Regions from separate parts of the Homo sapiens genome. Here all the other regions are linked to region 2. Evidence: chromatin contacts called from ENCODE Hi-C or POLR2A ChIA-PET data. All regions are on one chromosome and are shown on one strand. Each heading gives the region's core, a stretch centred on a gene start or an enhancer-like site at or near the end of the contact. The rest is flanking DNA. Distances are from core to core; before and after follow the strand shown. Region 1 holds the start of SPAG9 (sperm associated antigen 9). Region 2 holds the start of KPNB1-DT (KPNB1 divergent transcript). Region 3 has its middle 28 kb from the start of LINC00910.

The links. Hi-C counts contacts between places; a loop is a spot of excess contacts on that map. ChIA-PET counts read pairs that join two places held with the same protein, here RNA polymerase II (POLR2A). Pooled maps may share reads with other maps.
Region 1: a pooled map shows a loop between it and region 2 (13-fold over the local background). The contact joins the promoter of SPAG9 here to the promoter of KPNB1-DT in region 2. A Hi-C loop is called at or near these places in 3 of 50 pooled maps. POLR2A ChIA-PET finds 5 or more read pairs at or near these places in 2 of 52 experiments (HCT116 and Panc1).
Region 3: a loop to region 2 is called in a pooled map, with 14 times the contacts of the local background. The contact joins the enhancer-like site here to the promoter of KPNB1-DT in region 2. A Hi-C loop is called at or near these places in 3 of 50 pooled maps. POLR2A ChIA-PET finds 5 or more read pairs at or near these places in 2 of 52 experiments (A549 and CD4-positive, alpha-beta T cell).

The regions. Positions count from the first base shown.
Region 1 is chr17:51,119,322-51,122,279 of GRCh38, forward strand. SPAG9 (sperm associated antigen 9) reads right to left here and starts at 1,547. Exons shown (of 30, transcript NM_001130528.3): 1 at 1,033-1,547. The coding sequence starts at 1,335. RefSeq lists silencers at 800-929, 950-1,029, 1,280-1,659 and enhancers at 1,060-1,179, 1,469-2,283, 1,800-2,029, 2,639-2,898.
Region 2 is chr17:47,647,903-47,650,871 of GRCh38, forward strand. KPNB1-DT (KPNB1 divergent transcript) reads right to left here and starts at 1,526. Exons shown (of 4, transcript NR_171700.1): 1 at 1,494-1,526. KPNB1 (karyopherin subunit beta 1) reads left to right here and starts at 2,017. Exons shown (of 22, transcript NM_002265.6): 1 at 2,017-2,382; 2 at 2,484-2,542. The coding sequence starts at 2,343. RefSeq lists an enhancer at 172-1,017 and silencers at 1,418-1,687, 1,698-1,747, 1,758-1,937, 2,368-2,437, 2,548-2,687.
Region 3 is chr17:43,359,246-43,362,172 of GRCh38, forward strand. No RefSeq gene overlaps it. Among named protein-coding and RNA genes, the nearest start is that of LINC00910, 28 kb to the right of the region's middle. RefSeq lists enhancers at 798-1,493, 1,539-1,718 and silencers at 1,969-2,028, 2,479-2,578. Within about 2 kb of position 1,251, at least 38 of the 41 ENCODE cell types and tissues checked have a DNase peak (open chromatin) inside an H3K27ac peak, as active enhancers do; they include CD4-positive, alpha-beta T cell, where a contact is called at or near this core.

The DNA of each region.
Region 1 (2,958 bases), core at 297-2,796, 3.5 Mb after region 2:
TCCTTTGATCACCATGTATTTAAGCAGGTGTGCTAGGTGCTTGAGAAACAAAAATAGGACACATCACCTGCCTTTGATAAGGTCCACAGAAATAACGCCAACGCAGGCTGAAAGCTAAACTCCTTGTCAGTCTCAAGAAGCCAAGGACCTATCACTTGCACCCTAGAACTCCAAAAGGTTCACAGAGTCGAGGTGAGGGCGCCCAGGTCACTGCTCGGGTGCTAGAGTTAACAGGTGGCCAAATGCACGTATAAACAGCAGTCTAAGAAGGAAACTCAGACGGAAAAAGTGTTGCCAACTGTCACCTACATCTTCCCAACCCCGCCCCCCAATCCTTTTTATAAATAAACGGAGGGTTTTTGAAGGGAACTGTCCAAGGTTACAACCTGATACGGAGGAATGCTTTGGTTTGGGATACCAACGAAATTGTTTATATATTTATTGAGTACTGCCACACAACATCTAAAAGTTGACAAAGTGTCAACCAAGGCACATAGAACATAAAATAAGACGTCTTTCTCAACAAGATTAAAACGTCAAGAAGAAACTGACCGAAAGAGGGAGATCTCTAACTTCCCAAAGCAAGGCAACCCCCTGGAAAGGTACTGGAACTAGCGGAAGTTACATATCCAGGGCAGAAGTGTCCCCCTCCCCAAGGGTAAAACTTTGAACCGCCATCTGACTATCCCACGGTGGTCGGAAACTTCCCTCAACAAGAAGCAACCAGACACCCAACAATCTCCGCCCTTGGCCAACCCCAGGTGTCCTCAGGCCAGGCTGCCGCTTCCTCCCCGGGCCCTGCCTCCTCCATCTCGCTCCCTTCCCAGGACACTCAGTAGCCGGCCTCGGCTTCCAACGCCGGCCTGGCTCCCGGGGTACCTGGAGGCCGCCGGGATCGGTCCCAGGGGGCATCGGCCTCAGGCCCGCCCTCCAGGAGGCCCGTCGCGCCTCTAGTCCCCGACCGGGCCGCGACCCCGCCCCGGCCGCCCCCGGAGACGGATCCCGCGGCCCCCGCCCTGCCGCCGGCCTCACCTCCTCAGCGTGCTTGCGCAGCGCCTTCTCCCGCTCGTACTGGGTGATGAGCTGCTCGTTGTCGTCCCGCAGCAGCTCCAGCTCCACCTGGTGCTCCTGGTCCTGCGCGAACACCGAGTCCAGGTTCTCCAGCACAGCCACCACCAGCGGCATCAGCTCTTTGACCACCTCCTCGTCATAGCGCCCGATAAGCCGCTCGAACTCGCGGTAGATGGAGCCGGCCAGGCCGGACACCCGCTCCGACATCACGGCCCCGGAGCCGCCGGGCTCCTCCTGATACACCACACCGTCCTCCAGCTCCATGGTGGCAAGCGGACGGGCGGGCGGCCCGGGGCGTCGCCGGCAGAGGGGCGGCACCTGCCCGCACGGGACGGACCCGACTCGGGCTGGGACGGGTACTAGGGCTGGAGCCCGGGCCGGGGCTGGGGCTGGGCCCGGCGGGGTGGGGGCCGGGGCCGGAGGAGGGGAGGGGTGGCGTAGGCGCTCTCACCCCAACCGCCGCTGCACCAACTGCCGGGGCGGCCCGGCCGCGCGCGCCACACGTCATCCGCGGGGCGGGGCCGGCGCCGCGTCGGCCCGATGGGCGGGGCGCCGCGGGAGGCCAGGCGCGGCCGGGGGCGGGGCCAAGCGTCTTCGGGCGCTGGCGGAGGAAGCCATGGCGTCAACACCCGGCGCCGCGAAGACGGTGCGGGCGCCAATGGGAAAGACTGCGGTCGGCGGGTGGGGAGAAGTATCCATCCACAGCGGGATTCGCGGGGCGGGTCCCAGGGGAAAGGGAGGGGTTCGGGAAGAGTGACGAGTTAACTTAGCTGGCATTTCTATGGCTTTTTAAAGCTCACAAAGCACCTACTCACTTCATCCCCACAACAGGCGTAAAGAGGTAGATATTTGGACCTCGTTTCACAGACAAAGAAACTAGGCCCAGGAAAGTGGCGTTGCTCTCAAGGTCACGCAGCTACAACGGGAAACGGGCTGAGCCGGGACTCAAACCAATTACCCAGATTGAGAATTCCGGGCTCCGAAAAAAACTGGAAACAGAAAGGGAGGGAAAAAAAACCATAACCAGGGTCTGCCCAAGTGGAAAGGTGGTCTCGAATAGAATAGAACTGTTTTGTGCTATGGAAGAGCAAGGGTGAGATGAGGGGAAATGGGAGTGACTGCTAATAGGTATGGGATTTCGTTTTGGGATAATAAAAATGTTCTAAAAAATGTATTATAGTGATGAATACACAACTCTAAATATGCTAAAAGACATTCAACTTTACACGTTAAGTGAGTGAATCATATGGCGTGTGAATTATATCTCAAGTTATTAAAAAATAAACAGGAAGGGTGATAGCATTCTGGAGAAGGGTGAAACTGGAACGTTACATGTGGCACTTTCCCACATAGTGTGTCTGCTACTTCTGGCCAACTTGGGACGGGGACATTTCCAGGCTCCAGCCACCCTCCTCTCCTCAAGTCTTGAAGTGGGGCGGAAAGGGTAAGTGGGAGGTTGGGGAACAGAGGAGGTAAGGGGTGGAGTCACTGGAGTGAATAAGTCCCATGACAAGTGAGGTTTCTGCCGCCTGGGAGAGTGTCACGTGTGGGGAATGACACAACGCCCACGCCTAGAGCGGGCTGAGTCAAGGATCCCGGTGTGCTCATCTAACGTCCGCAAATGGGACGGAAGACACTCTCAAAAGTCCCTTCTCTGTGTCTCAGGTGACTCAGCTCTCCGTCCCGACTCGTTTAAGAAAAGGGGGAGGAAAGGCAGGATAAACATAGGTTTAAGGGGAGAATTGGCCACCCACCGGGATCATAACTACCCTTAGCTTGGGGTTTACAAGTTTAAGTACTTCCCACCAAGTATGAAGTAGTCCCCTAAAGTTTCCTACGCATGACCCACCTGGAGACCCATAAAAACAATATGAAGGTTGGGCAAGA
Region 2 (2,969 bases), core at 276-2,775:
CATCCAATTACCCCTACATCATTACTGTGAAAATGAAACAATTCAAGAAATTCTTTGTTACCATTTATTTTTTCTTTTTTTGAGAGTCTTAACTGTCGCCCAGGCTGAAGTGCAGTGGTGAAGTCTTGGCTCACTGCAACCTCTGCCTCCCGGGTTCAAGAGATTCTGTCTCAGCCTCCTGAGGAGCTGAGATTATAGGCGTGCGCCACCACGCTCGGCTAGGTTTTTTTTTTTTTTTTGTATTTTTAGTAGAGACAGGGTTTCACCATGTTGGCCAGACTGGTCTTGAACTCCTGACCTCAAGTGATCCGCCCGCCTCGGCCTCCCAAAGTGCTGGGATTACAGGCATGAGCCACCGCGCCCGGCCCTATTATTACACTTTTCCTTTATCATTTTAAAAATCTTCATTTTTTTTAAAAGAGACAGGATCTCGCTAAGTTGTCCAGGTTAGTCTTGAACCCCTGGGCTCAAGCGATCCTCCCAAAGTCCTGGGATTGCAGGCCTGAGCCACATACTGTATGCACATTTTTTTTCTTTTCTTTGAGATGGAGTCTCGCTCTGTCGCCAGGCTGGACTGCAGTGGCGCGATATCGGCTCACTGCAACCTCTGCGTCCAGGGTTCAAGCGATTCTCCTGCCTCAGCCTCAGGAATAGCTTGGACTTCAGGTACGCGCCACCACACCGGGCTAATTTTTTATATTTTAGTAGAGACGGGGTTTCACCATGTTGGCCAGGATGGTCTCGATCTCTTGACTCGTCATCCGCCCCCCTCGGCCTCCCAAAGTGCTGGGATTACAGGCGCGAGCCACAGCGCCCGGCCCACGTTTTCTTTATATGCATTTTGCTAAGAAAAGGCATTCATGAGTTTCTTCCGGGGTTGAGAACTGAAACAGGTTAAGAACCACAATCCTTTATTCCTGTACACACATTCTTTCTGGTTCGAGGTTGGGCCTTTACAGGGTACTTTTGGAGGGTGAAACATTTCCATCCTGTCAAGTACCTGGTAGCTATGGATGGGGGGTCTAAGAGGAGGAATCCCTTAGCTCACCCCTAAGCAAGTCAGATTTATCACAGCACAGGTCTCAAGCCCCATATAAGCAGGCTTAGGGGACTCCTTGGAGAGGAAGCTGCTTGTAGGGACAAGGGCCGTCAGGAGAGCTTGAGCTTATCAAGCCACTAACCAGCTGTGTGACCTTGGACAAGTTCCAGACCCTCTCTGGGCTCCTGAACCCATTCCTTACCAAGCCATTAACCAGCTGTGTGACCTTGGACAAGTTCCATACCCTCTCTGGGCTTCAGTTTCCACATCTACACATTGGCAGTGGAGCCACATGGCCTTACGGATCCCTCCCAGCCGAAAGCAGGGTACCAAGCCGACCTAGCCATTAAAGCAGCTTCCTGTGGGCGCGGCGCAGGACTTCAACAGTCCCCCCTCCCCCGCTCAGGCCCGCGAAAACCTCGCGCAACACGCCCCTCGGAGCGACGGCGCTTACCCAACCGCAGCCCCAGCGCTCGAACCCAGCTCCGCCTCTTCCCGGGGGCGTCCCATCGTGCCCCGCGCCGGGCTCCTAGGGTTGCCGGGCACCTCCCGCCTTCCCGCGCCCCGACCCCGAACTCCTCTCCTTAGTTCTCCCGGGCACCCTATCCTATCAACGCCTACTATCCCAGCCAATCGCGCAGGATCCGAGTCGTGCCTCCGGTCCACCCTCCTCCCAGCGCTCAGCCGGTCTGAGCTCAAGGCCTTTACCAAGCCCACCCAATCAACGGCGGGCTCTCTCCTACCCCATCCCAATCTCCCTCCCCTCGGCCAATCCGCGCGCTCCATTCCGCTGCCCGCCCAGCCAACCCGGGCCTTGAAACCAGCAGGCGAATGGGCGCGAGACGGCCCTTCGACGCTGAGCGCCTGGCCAGTTAGGGATTCCGCGTGGCCAGGACAACGGCCAATCGTCGTGGAGCGCGGCGCCTCCGCGGAGAGGTCCGGTCCGAATATCCCTCCGCCTTCCTCCCTCCCTCGCTCCCTCCCTGCGCGCCGCCTCTCACTCACAGCCTCCCTTCCTTCTTTCTCCCTCCGCCTCCCGAGCACCAGCGCGCTCTGAGCTGCCCCCAGGGTCCCTCCCCCGCCGCCAGCAGCCCATTTGGAGGGAGGAAGTAAGGGAAGAGGAGAGGAAGGGGAGCCGGACCGACTACCCAGACAGAGCCGGTGAATGGGTTTGTGGTGACCCCCGCCCCCCACCCCACCCTCCCTTCCCACCCGACCCCCAACCCCCATCCCCAGTTCGAGCCGCCGCCCGAAAGGCCGGGCCGTCGTCTTAGGAGGAGTCGCCGCCGCCGCCACCTCCGCCATGGAGCTGATCACCATTCTCGAGAAGACCGTGTCTCCCGGTAGGACGCAGGAGCCGGGGGTAGGGCTGAGGTGATTGGGGTGGGGGAGGGGAGGCCCGGCCCCTCTGACCCCGCTCCGTCTCCCACTTTCCTCCCCCTAGATCGGCTGGAGCTGGAAGCGGCGCAGAAGTTCCTGGAGCGTGCGGCCGTGGAGAACCTGGTGCGTGCTACCCCGCCGCGCCCATCCCGCCGCGTCCCCATCCCCTGCGTGCGGGGCCTTCCCGCCCTCCCGGAGGCCCAGGCCTCGGGAACCTACCCCGCCCCATCCCGTCCCCCTCCCCCCTCCCCCTCCCCCCCCAACCCGGTCCAACCTAACCCCGCCATCGGGAAGCCGGTGGGTGTGTCCCGCCCCGGGCCTCGCGACTGGCCAATGGCTTGGCGCGCCGAGCTGCCTGCCGCCCAATCGTTGCGCGGCCTGAGGGCGGCGGTGCAGCGGGAGGGAGAAAGAGGGAGGGAAGGGAAGTTAGGTTGCGCGGCGCTGCGTGTTCAGCAGGGGTGGGGGCGGGGGAGTCGGGCCTAGGGGCCATGTGGAAGCTCCGGGCCCGGCCGCCCGCCCTGTCTGACCCCGGCCGGCTTCTCCTTCCTAT
Region 3 (2,927 bases), core at 1-2,500, 4.3 Mb before region 2:
CAAACAAAACAGCAAGGAGAAAAGTCCCCTGATTTCCATCCTAGTGCTTCTCAATCACACTCAGCACAGCAGCAACAAAACACAACCACATCTATCGAATCTTACTGCTCATAGCTGTTAAATATCAAATCTCAATCAGCAATTTTAGAGCCGGATCCTCCAATGCTTTTGGTTCCCAGTGTTTCACAAGCAAACGGACAGAAATCGGGAGGGACATAGGAGAAGAATCAGTTAAAATCCCTAAGACCAGTTAAATGAAGTCTCCTGAAAATGACACTGAAACGGAGACAGCAACCAAGACAAGGAGGACGAGGCAGACTAATACAAAGAGCATAGCCTGCGGTGTCAAACCTGTTTTTTAGCCGAGAGGGGCTTTACTGGGAGGGGCCTCTAACCCTCCTCGGTCGGGCCTCTAACCCGAGGTCGGTCAAGTGTCCTTGCCTTTTATTAAGAGGGGCCTCTAACCCACTCTCTTTTAGGAAAGACTCTAACTCCATTAAGTTGGGCCTCTAACCCAATCCCATTCTTTACCCGGGCACTCCACCACTTACCCAAAGTCAGTCTACTGACTACTGCAGTGCTGCAGTCTACTTCCTTTGGGTTGGGGGAGTTTCTTCAGTATCGTCCCTTCCATCATTCGCCAGAAATATGTTATAGGACCCCAACACTTCCCCAAAGCACTATAGTCCCATCTGTGGTGGCCAGAAATACGTCACAGGAAAAGGGCCCCGATCCAGACCCAAAGAGAGGGTTCTTGGGTCTCGCGCAAGAAATAACTCAGGGCAAGTCCGCGGTGCAAAATAAAAGCAAGTTTATTAAGAAAGTAAAGTGGTGAAAGAACAGCTACTCCACAGACAGAGAAGGGCGTTCCTGAAACTAAGAGAAGGAACGTATCCACCCTAGGTACAATGCTTGTACACATGGGGAGAGGTGTTCTGTTACAAGGGTTTGTGATAATTAACTTTAATTATTACATTTTGCAAGAATCCCTATTACTACCTTTAAAGCAAAATTAGGAACGCCTTTGTTCTCCAGATATCCAGCTATCTGGACACTCGGGTCTCTTCAGTAAACATTAATTTGTTCCCTTAACCGTAAGTATCTGAAAGCTAGGAATATCCTTCTGAGAATGCAGGCCCGTAAGTCCCGGCCTCATTTTTCTAGCCCTCACTCAAAATGGGGTCGCTTCAGGTTCCAACGTCTCTGACAGTCATACTACATATGACTCAGCCACGTCAATGGAAAAAGTAGACTGGATAGTGACGTACCCGCAGAAAACGAATGCAACAATCTGTCATACAGATCTGACGGCAGTCAGATTCTGCAGTGAAGTAGAGGCGGTAAACTTGAATGCAACGATCTTCATACCGCATCCCACAAAGCCACGTAAATCCAAAAGCAGTCCGACTCTCGATAGTGAAACACATGCGGTAAACTTGAATGGAAAGATGTTTATACTGCCTCGGATAGAGACACGTAAATGAAAAAGCAGTCCCACTTGGGATAGTGAAGTATGGGCGCTCAACTTAAATAGGACCGTCCGCATATCGTATGTGAGTGAAGCAAGTAATAGCAAAGGGCAGTCAGATTACGGAGACCGATGGCGACTGAAGTGAGTGCAGTAACCTTTAACTCAATGATCGTCACGCCGCAACCAAGTGAAACCGAAAGCAACTAAGCGCTCGAAAGCACGCCCGGCCAGCTCAAAAACTACGGCGCTGATGGACCCCAGTGATCCGACGTAAAGGTGCAAACGTAAAGCGCACACGGCCAATTTAAAAGCAGCGGCGCTGATAGGCCCGGACGAACCGACGTGAACGCGTAGAAGTAAGGTACGCGCGATGAGCTTAAATACGCGAGTACTAAGAGACCGTGAAACCCGGATTTAAGCGTGTAAACGCAACACACAACCTAGGAGGTCAGTAACAACGGTCCCAACTGATGCAAATGGCCCAATGCAAACACGTTGACAATCTCCCGTTAGCGACAGTAACAGACGCTAAGCGCCCAATGCGAACAAAACTCCCGCTTCGAAAACTACACCTCGGAATCCTTCCAGCGATCAAGGGCCAGCAACACCACAAGCCTTCCACTGTATCAACACCGTTTTCAAAACGAAAATGTTAACGATCGGCCACTGTACTCCTTCTCCCACACATCCTAACCTCAGGGTGACAGATAGCACCCTGAATAACTCTCTCTCCTACGTTGAGATTGTGTATCTTTATCCAAATCTGAACACCTGCGTAAGTAATATTGTTACTATTTTGGAGGATATTCACTTTCCTTTTTTGCTCCCATAACTCCCGAGAGAAGCAGCCATTTTAAATTTGCATGCCCCGCCGTGCCCTGCCTGCCAACCACTGAACAGAAAAGCGCCTGTAAATCACTGGAATCTTGGGAAAGCTCCTTCGGCTTCATTGCCCTTCAGGAGGAAAAACCCACAACGGAAAAGACACGAAGAGCTCTAGGAGGCTCTTCTTTCCTCCTCCTCCCCCTCCCCTTCCCCTCCCCTCTCCCTCCGCCTCCCTTCCCCTCCGCATCCCCTCCCCCTCCCTTCCCCCTCCCCCTCCCCATCTCGTCCTGACCTAGCTGGCATCCAACATTACTTTAAACTTTTTTTCACACATACGTTGAAAGAATTGTTTGGTGAACACCCGTATGCCCATCACCTAAAGTCATCTTGCTGTACTTGCTTTATTACATGTGTTACAGACGTCTAATTACATTTTTTTTTTCTTTTTTTTGAGAGGGAGTCTCGCTCTGCCGCCCAGGCTGGAGTGCGGTGGCGCGATCTCGGCTCACTGCAAGCTCCGCCTCCCGGGTTCACGCCATTCTCCTGCCTCAGCCTCCCGAGGAGCTGGGACTACAGGCGCCCCCACTACGCCCAGCTAATTTTTTGTATTTTTTAGTAGAGACGGGGTTTC